2 separate regions of the Homo sapiens genome follow, and region 2 is linked to region 1. Evidence: chromatin contacts called from ENCODE POLR2A ChIA-PET data. All regions are on one chromosome and are shown on one strand. Each heading gives the region's core, a stretch centred on a gene start or an enhancer-like site at or near the end of the contact. The rest is flanking DNA. Distances are from core to core; before and after follow the strand shown. Region 1 holds the start of LASP1 (LIM and SH3 protein 1). Region 2 holds the start of RHBDF2 (rhomboid 5 homolog 2).

What was found. ChIA-PET counts read pairs that join two places held with the same protein, here RNA polymerase II (POLR2A).
Region 2: POLR2A ChIA-PET joins it to region 1 with 11 read pairs in CD4-positive, alpha-beta T cell. The contact joins the promoter of RHBDF2 here to the promoter of LASP1 in region 1. POLR2A ChIA-PET finds 5 or more read pairs at or near these places in 2 of 52 experiments (CD4-positive, alpha-beta T cell and naive thymus-derived CD8-positive, alpha-beta T cell).

The regions. Positions count from the first base shown.
Region 1 is chr17:38,866,065-38,871,567 of GRCh38, forward strand. It overlaps LASP1 (LIM and SH3 protein 1), which reads left to right and starts at 3,994. Exons shown (of 7, transcript NM_006148.4): 1 at 3,994-4,194. The coding sequence starts at 4,126. It overlaps TRC-GCA4-1 (tRNA-Cys (anticodon GCA) 4-1), which reads right to left and starts at 3,299; the gene lies at 3,228-3,299. TRC-GCA2-2 (tRNA-Cys (anticodon GCA) 2-2) reads left to right here and starts at 1,581; the gene lies at 1,581-1,652. RefSeq lists a cis regulatory region at 1,373-1,986, enhancers at 1,645-2,247, 2,248-2,848, 2,424-2,603, 4,094-4,243, 5,256-5,503 and silencers at 2,204-2,303, 3,724-4,033, 4,554-4,653.
Region 2 is chr17:76,498,357-76,504,384 of GRCh38, forward strand. RHBDF2 (rhomboid 5 homolog 2) reads right to left here and starts at 3,067. Exons shown (of 19, transcript NM_001005498.4): 1 at 2,997-3,067. RefSeq lists enhancers at 2,325-2,994, 3,345-3,484 and a silencer at 2,655-3,294.

The DNA.
Region 1 (5,503 bases), core at 2,744-5,243:
GGCAACAATCGTTCTACTCTCTGCTTCTGGGAGTCTGACTATGTTAGAAACCTCATATAAGTGGAATCATGCAGTATTTGGTCTTCTGTAACTGGCCTGCTTCACTTAGCATAATATCCTCAAGGTTCATCCACGTTATTGCATATTGCAGGATTTCTTTCTTACTTAGTTTTTTTTTTTTTTCTTTTTTGCAACGGAGTTTCGCTCTTGTTGAGAGCGAAACTTGTTGCCCAGGCTGGAGTGCAATGGCGTGTTCGTATTCTTTTTGGAGAGACCAAGGAAAAACTTTATCCAGTTTTGCAGGAGGTTGTTCTCTGACTTGCTAGCGGGGAGAGATGAGTGGGATTGTGGATAAAGAATTGAGCCTAGGCCGAGTGTGGTGGCTCACGCCTGTAATCCCAGCACTTTGGAAGGCCAAGGTGGGCAGATCACCTGAGATCGGGAGTTCAAGGCCAGCCTGTCCAACATGGAGAAACCCCGTCTCTACTAAAAATACAAAATTAGCCAGACGTGGTGGTGCATGCCTGTAATCCCAGCTACTCGGGAGGCTGAGGCAGGAGAATTGCTTGAACCTGGGGGGCACAGGTTGCGGTGAGCCGAGATCGCACTATTGCAATCCCGACTGATCAAGGAGAGCGAAATTCCGTCTCTGGGCAACATAGGGAGACGGCCTCCTTCACCCACCACCTGCCCCCATCTCCACAAAATGGAAAACAAACAAACAAACAAACAAAAATTGAACCAAGCAGGGGTGCGGTGGCTCATGCCTGTAATCCCAGCACTTCGGGAGGCCAAGGCGGGCAGATCATGAAGTCAGAAGTTCGAGACCAGCCTAGCCAACATGGTGGAACACTCATCTCTACTAAAAATACAAAAATTAGCTGGGCGCGGTGGCGGGCGCCTGTAATCCCAGCTACTCGGGAGGCTGAGGCAGGAGAATCGCTTGAATCCGGGAGGCCGAGATTGCGCCACTGCACTCACTCCAGCCTGGGTTACAGAGGAAGACTCCGTCTGGAGAAAAAAAAAAAAAAAGAACTGAACCTAGACAAAGCAGATTGGCACCTAAATTCACACGCTTTTCAAACTGCCACCACGTCTTGGCCTAGCCTTTTTTTTTTTTTTAGATGGAGTCTCGCTGTGTCGCCCAGGCTGGAGTACAGTGGCATGATCTCGGCTCACTGCAACCCCCGCCTCCTGGGTTCTGGGTTGCAGCAATTCTCCTGTCTTAGCCTCCTGAGTAGCTGGGACTACAGGCTCCCGCCACCGCTACCGGCTAATTTTTTGTATTTTTAGTAGAGACGGAGGTGGGGGGGGGGGGGGTGGGTTTCACCATCTTGGTCAGTCTGGTCTCGAACTCCTGACCTCGTGATCCGCCCGACGCGGCCTCCCAAAGTGCTGGGGATTACAGGCGTGAGCCACTGTGCCCGGCCTATCTTGGCCTAGTCTTTTAATTTCTCCTTCCTCATTGGTAATTTCAGTATAATCTAGCAAAGAGACACTAATTTTGAACGAATGGTGAAAGTATGAAAATTTTGGGATCAATCGATGTAAAAACAATTTACCAGAGAGCCACCGCCAGAGGGGGTATAGCTCAGTGGTAGAGCATTTGACTGCAGATCAAGAGGTCCCCGGTTCAAATCCGGGTGCCCCCTCGGGTTTCTTTAAGTTTTTTTCACAGCCATCCAGGAATAACCTGAGTCAGCGAGTTCTGAATGCAAAACTCACGGGAGGTGTCGTTTGTATCTTCCACCTACCTAATTTTCACCTTGAAAGGATTCCCGTACCCTAGAGGGAGAGAACAGCAACCAGAGGCTGCCTTTAGGTGGATCTGAGCCCTCATACCCCAAGTGGCGATAAGCGCACCAGTACTCTCAGTTGGAGAACAAAGGCGCGTATCGATTTCCATCTCCGATGCCCATTGGTTTAACGTTAATTATAATTTGTTTTGGGGTAAAAAATATGTCTTGGACGGGGCAGTAGTTCGTACTTGACTATGAAAACTAGGAGAAGTAATCCAAATTCAGAGGTTTTCATATACTCGCGAACTCGAACAGGACAGGGCACACAGATAGAAGGTAGACAGCGAGCAATTTTCCCCTCTTCCTTCTTGACTCAGCTCATAGGCAGGGCTTTGGCTTGATAAGCTATACATGGAAAGTTCAAGGCCTAAAGGAGAGGTAAAACTGGTTCCTCCTGGGTTTTGCACGGAACCGCAGCTCTGCTGATCTGTGATCTCTCTGTTCAGCCTAGAGATACAGCTCACAGTAATAGGAGCCAGGAGAAAAAAATGCGCGTTTCCCCGGGGTCCGAGGAATGACACAACCACATTCCGGGTTTAAAATATCGCAGCTGCCCTTTGACCCAGGCAGCACGCCTCTTCCTTTCTCCTTTATTTTTCCTTTTTTTGGGCAAAACCTAGTCGAGGGGGACGCCCTTGTCTCCCGTCACACTTACCATTTTCCTCCGGCCCAACAGTGACCCTGTCAGGCACGCAGCCAGCAGATACTTGTCCCCATCTTTAGGTTATGAAACTCCATGGCCTTTTATTCTTACTTCAGTGGTTCTTAAAATGTGGTCCCCACACCAGCAGCACCAGAGGCACCTGGAAACTTGGTAGAAATGCAAATTCTCGGGGCCCCCTTACAGAATCAGAAACTAGCAGTGTTTTAACAAGCCCTGCAGGTAATTCTGATGCACGTTCAAATTTGAGAAACACTGTGTTCGTTTATCTCAGTTTGCACTGGGTTATAACTTTACTTTTGTACATTAATAGTCAAGGATGAACACAGCACGTCCATGTCACCATTAATACAGAAAGTTGAAGTTGGAGAAGGGCTGTGTCTATGGGTTTCCCTCGCCTGACCCACCCTCCACCCCCAAAAGGAACGCCAAGTTGAGGCGTTCCCCTGTCTCCCTACCCCCATTGGAAACATCCTGTCCCTCAAACCCGGCACCTCGAACTGTCTGACCCATCTGAGGCTGGCGCCCGTGGCCGCAGAAATCCCTACACCTCTGGCGCGAGTAATGCGGTCGCGCAGCTTTTATACCCACCCCCTCCTCCCGCTGAGCACAAAGTAAAACCGAAAGATTTCTGCTAAGGTTGAAAAATGAGGAAGATACTTTTTCTTTTCTTTTTTTTTTTTTTTTTAGTCAGGACCCAATGTTAAAATGTGAGTCAAGAATGAAAAACAGATGGTTAACAAGGGGAAGGAAAAACCAAGCCATTGAGGGGGCACCCGGATTTGAACCAGGGACCTCTTGATCTGCAGTCAAATGCTCTACCACTGAGCTATACCCCCGCGCCTCTACAGCGCCTGGAGGCGGCTCCTTGGGTGCTAAGCATTGTTGCAGCTGCTACACTGTGAGTAGTGGTGTAACAGAAGGAGAAAGGAATGCTGGAGAAAAAGGGGTCAAGCTGAACGCAGACGGTGCCCGCATCCGGGGAACCCCGGGAAGGTGCACTGCAGGGGCTCGAGAGGGAAGCACTAGCCCGGGCCCGGCAGCGCGCAGGGTCCAAGAGGGAGGGACGGGTTCCGCCCCACAAATGTGGGAAAGGGTGTGGGCCGGAAGAGAGCTAAGAGGGGCAGGGTAGGGGGTCCCCGTTCGGTCCGCAGATTCATGCCGGGTAGAAAGTCCCCGAATGCGGTGAATCAGTTCCAGCGTTCAGGAGGATCCAACCCCACCCTCGACGGGCTTGAGGGGTTAGCCCGCCTCCCGCAGCCCGGGCGCCCCAGATGTGCAGCCTGCTCGCCTCTGCGCCGCCTCCGGCTGGGGAAGGGCCCTGGGCACCGGGCGCAGTCAGCCTGAGAGCGCTGAGGCGCCAGCACCGCGGGCCCCGCCGTCCCCCCAGGAACCCGCCCCCGCGCAGCCCCACGTCGCCCGGAGAGCGCGCCTCGCTGCGCGTGCCCTTGCCCGCGCCCGAGGCGCGTGCCCGCCCCAGTGCAGCCCCTCCTCCCCGCTGTGTTTATTAGGGGAAGGAGGGCGGAGGCGGAGGCCAGTTCCCCAGCTCCAGCCGCCGTCGCTGCTGCCTGTGTAGTTGCAGCCGCGGCCGCCTCCCGCCAGCTCGCCTCGGGGAACAGGACGCGCGTGAGCTCAGGCGTCCCCGCCCCAGCTTTTCTCGGAACCATGAACCCCAACTGCGCCCGGTGCGGCAAGATCGTGTATCCCACGGAGAAGGTGAACTGTCTGGATAAGGTGAGCCCGGGACCGGGAGACGCGTCTTTGCAATCCCCCGCAGTGCTCCGAATCCAGGGAGGAGAGAAGGGCCGGGTCTTTGCCGCCTTATCCCCGCGATCCCAGGAGAATGGAGGGAGGGCGAGCGGGCGGTGTCATGGGGTGTGGGGACACATCCCAGTCTGAAAACCAGGAGATCTGGGGCGAGGCGGGAAGTCCACGCGTAGCGGGCAGCCGCTGCTGGAGAGGGGTGGGCTCTGTGTCCCGGGGTTGGGAGGACGGGAGAGGAGCAGGGAAGTCAGGCGCCGGGGTGTGTTGGGGGAAGGTTAGGGGTGCAGTCCCGCCCCCTACGGCCTGGAGAGTGAGAAGAGACGGCCGCTCCCTCTCCGCTCTGCGCCGAGCGCCAAGTAGGCGGAAGCGCGGGGCGCTGGTGGAGGGGGCGGGGGGGCGGGGCAGAGGCTGGGGGGCCCTGCAAAACCGTCCGCTCCGGCGGGGGTGGCCTGGCTTCCTGGCCTGGCGGGGCGGGGGCTATCAGCCTGCGAGTGTGTGGCATCTGATGCGGGGGGTTTTGGGTAAGGACCCGGGCTCTGCCGCAAGAGCCCCGTTTTTGAACGACCTGCACCCCCTTGGATTCAGTCGTTAAAGGACTCGCAGACCTCCTCCACAGCTTCCCAACCCCCACCTCCAATTAAAAGCCAACTCCCGGTGCTGGGCCGTCCAGCCTGAGCCGGGTGGGGTTGGGTGGCAGAGTAGGGTGGGTGGAGGGTGCTTAGCTGAGATCTCCTGAAATTGTGCTCAGAGCCAGGAGACCGTGTGGAAGAACAAAGAGCTAACTTTTCAAAGCAGGTTTCTCCAATGGAGGGTGGGGTTGGCTGAGTTCTGGGGAAGCCGAGGAAAGGGGGAGGTATTGGGGGGAGGGGAGGGTGGCCTTGTGGAGATTCAGTGTCCCCTGGGGGCCCTGTCTCCCCAATGCTGGACTTGTTCATCTGGTTGCCATTAGACTTTTGGAGGGGGGTTGGAGAGTAGAACTGGGTGTTTCCCGTACAGTTTAGGGTAGGATCCTGTTCTCTTGTAAGCTCCGTAAGATCCTAAGGTAAAACCTGCCCCTCTGCATCCCCTCCCCAGTCTGGAGGGGAGGCCTCTGTGATTTTGTGCCCTTCCTCACCGCGTCTTTCATCCACCACCCAAAGCTGGCTCCAAGTCCAAGTATTCTGTCCTTTCCATCTGAACTGGGAGGGCTGGGAGGACTGGATGGAAGAGAGGTGCAAGGGTGGGAACACTAGATGAAAGAGGGGTATAGAGCCCTGGGGCCAAGTTCATTACTGACCTG
Region 2 (6,028 bases), core at 1,817-4,316, about 38 Mb after region 1:
GGCAGATGGGGCAGCGCCGAGGCCTGCTCCAGAGTGCGAGGCACAGAGATCTGAGGAGAGTGTGGAGGGGGAGAGGCAGCCAGGAGGGCACACGTCTTCCCTGTGCTGTGCCAGCGGCAGGCGGGGGCCAGGCCCAAAGGGAAGCACCAGCCAGCTGAGCCATGCCACTCGCACACTCACGGGCAGGCGTGCACAGCTCCTTGACTTCTGCTGTCATCTGTCACCTTGTCTGGGGCAGAGTTTACACAGCAAGGACAGAAACCTTGGTGGAGAGGCCACCACAGTATCCAGAGCTGAGGCCACAGGAAAAACAGCACCACTGACCCCAGAGCAGGACTCGGGCCCCAAGTGCGTCACCCAAAGCATTTGTAGTGTGATTTATTCCTCCTCTTATAGGAACAAAAGTCCCCCTCCTGGGCTGGAGAGAAAGAGAGTGTGTGTGTGTGTGTGTGTGTGTGTGTGTGTGTGAGTCTGTGTGTGTCTGTGTGTTTGTGTGTGTCTCTGTGTGTCTGTTTGTGTGTGTCTGTGTGTGTGTGTGGTTACACCAGGTACAGACAGGTAGGAGTCACTGAGGGTTTGTTCGTGGGGCTCTTGGGTGGGGCCTGAGGGTGGGCAACTGGGTTCACACCCGAGCTCCACTGCCGACTTCCTGAACAACTTTGTACAAGCCTGGGTGCTCAGCCCTGTCCCTTGAGAGGCTCACAGCAATGGAGGCCACTTTTGTTTTTTGTGCAAATGAAAAGGTGGGAGTTTCACTTCAGCCTTTTACAGTCAAGAGACCAAAAAAACAAAAACAAAAACAAAACAAAACAAAAAAAACAAAAGCCACCAACACCAACAAAAAGAACCCAAGCTCGAAACCTCCACCAGGGTTCCCAGGCAAGAAGGCTGGGTCCAGAAGTGAACAGGATGGGTATAATGGCTACTGCAAGAAAACAGGGAGGGAGGGCAGCGAGGTGGCCCCAGCTCCTGGGCATGGACGTGGCTGCTTCATCCGATCCTCTCCCACCGTGCCAGCCACCCCTCCTTGTTGCCAGAAAACTGGAAGTACATTCCTCCAGCCCAATACAAACAACTCTGAGTCATCCCTACTGGGGGGCCACCTGGCCTGTGCTTTGATGTCTCCCATCTCTCACCTCTGCTCAGCTAACACCATGGGCAGGGGTGCCTCCACCCCATCAGCAGCTGGGCCCACTCCAGGGCTCGTCAGCTAACCCAGGGTGCCCTCTTTATTGCAGGACAAAAGCAGCCTGGGGACCCCCCAGGAATTAGGAGCCCTGATACTCCTTGGATGTCACTTTCAAAAGGTGTACATAATTGGAGGAGTTAGGTGTGAGTTCAGAAGGGAAAATTCCAGCAGGTCACATGGTATCAGGCAACCATGCCAGCTTCAGCAATCCAGCTTTGGGAAAATCTATGGGAAGAGAGCTCGCCCTCTGCCCACCCTCCCAGCCCAGGGATATTTGAGCTCAAGGGCTGCCTCAGCCCAGCCTTCCTGGGAGATTGCCCTGGGGTTAAGCACCCCAGGCCTGGGCTGCAAGGGGGTCCTCTGTTCCCAACCTCTCCCCCACAGCACCTAGACCAGCTTCCTGCAGGGCCAGTGGAGATTGGGAAAGGCGGTGTCTCATGGCACCAAAGGAAGACTCTTGTGAGGGGAATAAGTGCCCTCACACTGCCTTACCCCTCATCTCATTCAGGTTTATTCCAAGTTCCTCCCCTAACCACTCTGGAAAACTGAGGTAGTTTCCCCAGTGAGGGAGCATCATTGAGAAGGAACCTGATGGACCAGCTGCTGCGCAGGGTTTCTCAGCCTCAGCACAGCCCAACACCTTGGGCTGGATAATTCCTCGTTATGTGGGCTGTTCCGTGCCCTGAAGATGTCTGGTAGCGTCCCTGGCCTCTACCCACTACCTGCCAGTAACAACAACACTCACTTCCCCTCCCAAGTGTGTGACACCCAAAATGACTCCAACATTGCCAAATATCCCATGGCAGGCAAAGTCGCCCCTGGTTGAGAACCACAGCTCTAAAACACGCCTCCCTTTCCACTGCCTGCCCTACGGACAGTGAGGGTCGAATAAGGCAGATGCTGGTCTCATTATATTACCAGCAAATGGCACACACTGGGGGCCTGATGCCAGCCGCCCAGGCAACAGCAGCCTCTCCCCAAGTGGGGTCAGCTCCCCACCGCCTTCTGCTCCTCAGACACACCCGCTGCCACCCTCTCAGTAGCTCCAACCCTAGAGCCCCCTCCGTTAATCTTTCATGGAATGGGGCAGGGCCAAAACCTAGGCTTCCTTTGCGCCCTGGCGTGGGAGTGGGGCGGGGTCTGTACCCTAGGGAACTTATCCGTCTCTATCCCAATGCCCTGGGGGAACATCCGAGGGGCCAAACAGGTAAAAGGCAAGCCCAGGGCCAACCTTCCCCAGCCCCTCCATCCAGAAGTCAGGACTCCTGGGTCCAATTTCTGAGCTCCGGTCCAGCCCTGCTGTGTGAGTCCCTCATCCCCACCCCCGCACCTGTTTCCACCTTGGCTGGCTCAACCAACAAACTTCGGCCCCGGTCCGCCCGGTGCTCACCCGGGAGAAAGTGGAGGGGAGAGAAGGGTCTGAACTGCAGGCACTTCTGGGACGCAGGCGGGACTGCCCTGCGCAGTCTCCTCTCTTCCTCCGGAGGTTTAAATCTCTGCCCAATCGTCTTGCCCCTACATCTGGCGCCCCGTCGCCCAGGGACCCCTTAGGCGTCCTGTCCGAGCCGAGCCCTAGGGGCCAGCAGACCGGGTCCAGCGGCCCCGCCGGCGCCGTCTGAGCCAGCCCGGGCCTCCAGCCGAGCCCACGTGGGACCCAGGCGCTCCGCAGGGCGGGCACCGGGCACTGGGCACCCTTCCTGGCCGCGCACCACCGCTCCAGGGCAGGCTCGGGCACAACCTCGGGACCCTTCCGGCGCCTGCGGCTGGGCGGCCGTGAGTCCTGCCCCGCTCGTCGCCCCGCGCTCACCTCCCTGCGGCCCCAAGTCCCCGGGACGCAACTCCGTGCGGCGCCTGCGAGCGGCTGGGCGGTGGCTCCTCGGGGGCGGGGCGGCGGCGCTCCGCCTCTTCCCTACCTGCGCGCGGGCGGCCGGGAGGCGGGGCTGGGCTCCAGGGGGCGTGGCCGGGCTCATGGGGGCGGGGCCTGGACGCAGTCTTTGCTCAGTCGGCTTCCTGGGTTCCTGCCTCCGCCCTCCACCCAGCTGGGTCCCCGCCTGGGCAGAGCCCTGTTTTCGCCTGAGCTGGTCTCTTCAGGGCGCCGTCCTTTCCCTCTTGGCGTCCTCACTCCACCCCAGACCAAACACGTCATCTAGGTCTTGATTGCCGTCTTCAAGTCGCCCCTCCCCATCAAGAAAAAGCACCCAATCTCCCATCCCCTTCTTCCAGCGCCCTCATCCTCAGGCCAAGTGGGCCTGTTCCCTTGACCCTTTTAGTCTGTAGTCACACTCTCTCCGGGAAGCTGGGCCTGAACACCTCCTCTCCCTCCTGGACCCTGAGGCCTCTCTCCTAGCTCTGCTGTGCCCTTGGGTTGGGAACAGGCACTCCGTGGAGGTCCTATCTGCATTTGCCCTGCAGCTAAGGCCAACATTTGTGACTCCTGCCAACCCCCTACACACCCCGTAGAAGCATTGACAGAACCCACCCAGCTCTGGCCCTTCCAGCTGCCATGCGGGCCAGAGCCAGACTGGAGATTGGGGACGCTGGCGACACCTGGCCCCTTGGCTTGGGTCTGTCTGCCCAGGTGGTTCCTTCTCTCTTCCCTGGACTCCAAGGGCCTGCCTCTTGGGACTAGACAAACAAAACCTTGGCCAGGGCAGCTAGGACCGAACTCCAAGGTCTGGATGCCCCGTTCTCAGCCCCAGCGCTTATCATCTCGCCGTCCCTCTCCAGGAGGCCTGGCTAGGCCAGGAGGAGCAGAGTTTGAAGAGACTCAGGCTTGGAGGGGTGGGGGTGGGGTTGTCAGGGCCAAGGCAAAACCTCTGGCCCTTAGAGAGCTCCTGAGCCACCCTGCCCCCCAACCCAAGGACTCTGGTGTTTATTGCTGACCTGGGTGGAGGTGGGGAGCACCTGGCTGCTGGAGATTATCCTGAGAGATGCATCTCTCCTCCCCAGCTCTGGGGCCATGAGGAGGGCACAGGCTGGAAGGAGGGGGAGTGGGCCAAAGCTGGGGTGGGGGTTGCTCCTAGTAACAAATGTAAGGGACCATTTATTGTGCAACCAGCACATCCTGGGGTTATGTGCAGAGAGGAACAAAACCAGGGCCTGCCCACGAAGTGCCAGCATTCTACAGGGAGACGTTGGAACTCAATACTGTAACAGGAAGGGTGAGAGCAGCTAGCCATTCCAAAGTGCTTTAGTCTGTATAATCCGCAGTACAGGTCTATGAAGTGGGTACCATTATGATCATCCCCATTTTAGGGATGAGAAAACTGAGGCAGAGGGAGATGTGAGGGGAGCAGCTGGGGTTTAAACTCGGTCATGATCTGACTTTAGACTCTAACAAACACTGCTGCAAATGCCTGAGCTGGGTTCTCTCTCCTGGAGCTCTACTGGAAGCTCTGCAGGAGTCCCCAGGAGGGGAGGGATTCATGGTGGTGCTTAAGCTGGTGTCAGGGATTTGTCCCATGCAAACATGGCGTGCTGCCCGGCCACATAGGTGCAGGGAGGCTGATTACAGCCTTGGCTGCAGCAACACGCACCTGTGAGGCCAGAGAGGGAAGAATGTTAAATAGGCCAGGGGTATAACTTGTGATAATGTCACACAGCTGTTAAAAGCAACGAGGCAGCTATCCATGTACTGAGAAAGGAATTATCTCCAACTTATAGTAAGTTAAAAAAAAAAAAGCAAGCTGCATGTTTAGTATAATCCTATTTACCTAAATTTAAATAGAACAGACATATATATGTTGGTAGATCCATACAAACTTTCTGGAAGGATATCTGTGGAGTAACCCTGCAGGGGTTTAGGGGGAGAGAGTCACTTGCTTTTCATTTTGTATCATGTGCATATATTACTTACATAACTTAAAGAGAAACACTGTCTAAACTCTTTGTTTTTGTTTTGAGACAAGGTTTTGGTGTCACCCAGGCTGGAGTACAGTATACTCATGGCTTATTGCAGCCTCGACCTCTGGGGCTCAAGTGATCCTCCCACTTCAGCCTCCTGAGTAGCTGGGACTATAGGTGCACGCCATCCTTTCTGGCTAACTAAATTTTTTTTTTGTAGAGATGGTGGTGGGCGGTGGGGGGGGGCCTCACTACGTCGCTCAGGCTGGCCTCAAACTCCTGGATTCAAGTGATCCTGCTTTGGCCTCCAAAATCGGTGGGATTACACTTTACATATTTTACTTTTATAACTTAAAGAAAAACACTGTTGGCCGGGCGCAGTGGCTCACTCCTGTAATACCAGCATTTTGGGAGGCCGAGGCGGGCAGATCACCTGAGGTCGGGAGTTCGAGACCAGCCTGGCCAACATGGAGAAACCCCATCTCTACTAAAAATACAAAATTAGCCAGGCGTGGTGGCACATGCCTGTAATCCCAGCTACTCGGGAGGCTGAGGCAGGAGAATCGCTTGAACCCGGGAGGCAGAGGTTGCAGTGAGCTGAGATTGCACCATTGCACTCCAGCCTAAGCAATAAGAGGGAAACTCTGTCTCAAAAAAAAAAAAAAAAAAAAAAGGAAAAGAAAAAGAAAGAATAAGTGAAAAACACCGTCTAAGCTTTTTTATTTTTATGGACCTACAGGTGTAGGGAAGATCTTCACAGATTGGGATAAGGAAAGGGATTTCTAGTGGGAAGAACAAGAACGAAGACACAGCCGGGAAACTGGCTGTGGTGGGGAAGCTTCTGGTGCTATGGCTTGGCTACATCGCAGGCTGTGTGAGGAGGAGGACAGGAGAAGCCTGGGGAGGCAGCGGGGGCTCAGGGTGGAGGCTGCTGTGTGTCTGGATAAGGGTTTTTACTTTCTTCTGTAAGCAAGGGGGAGCCCATGAGGCATTCTT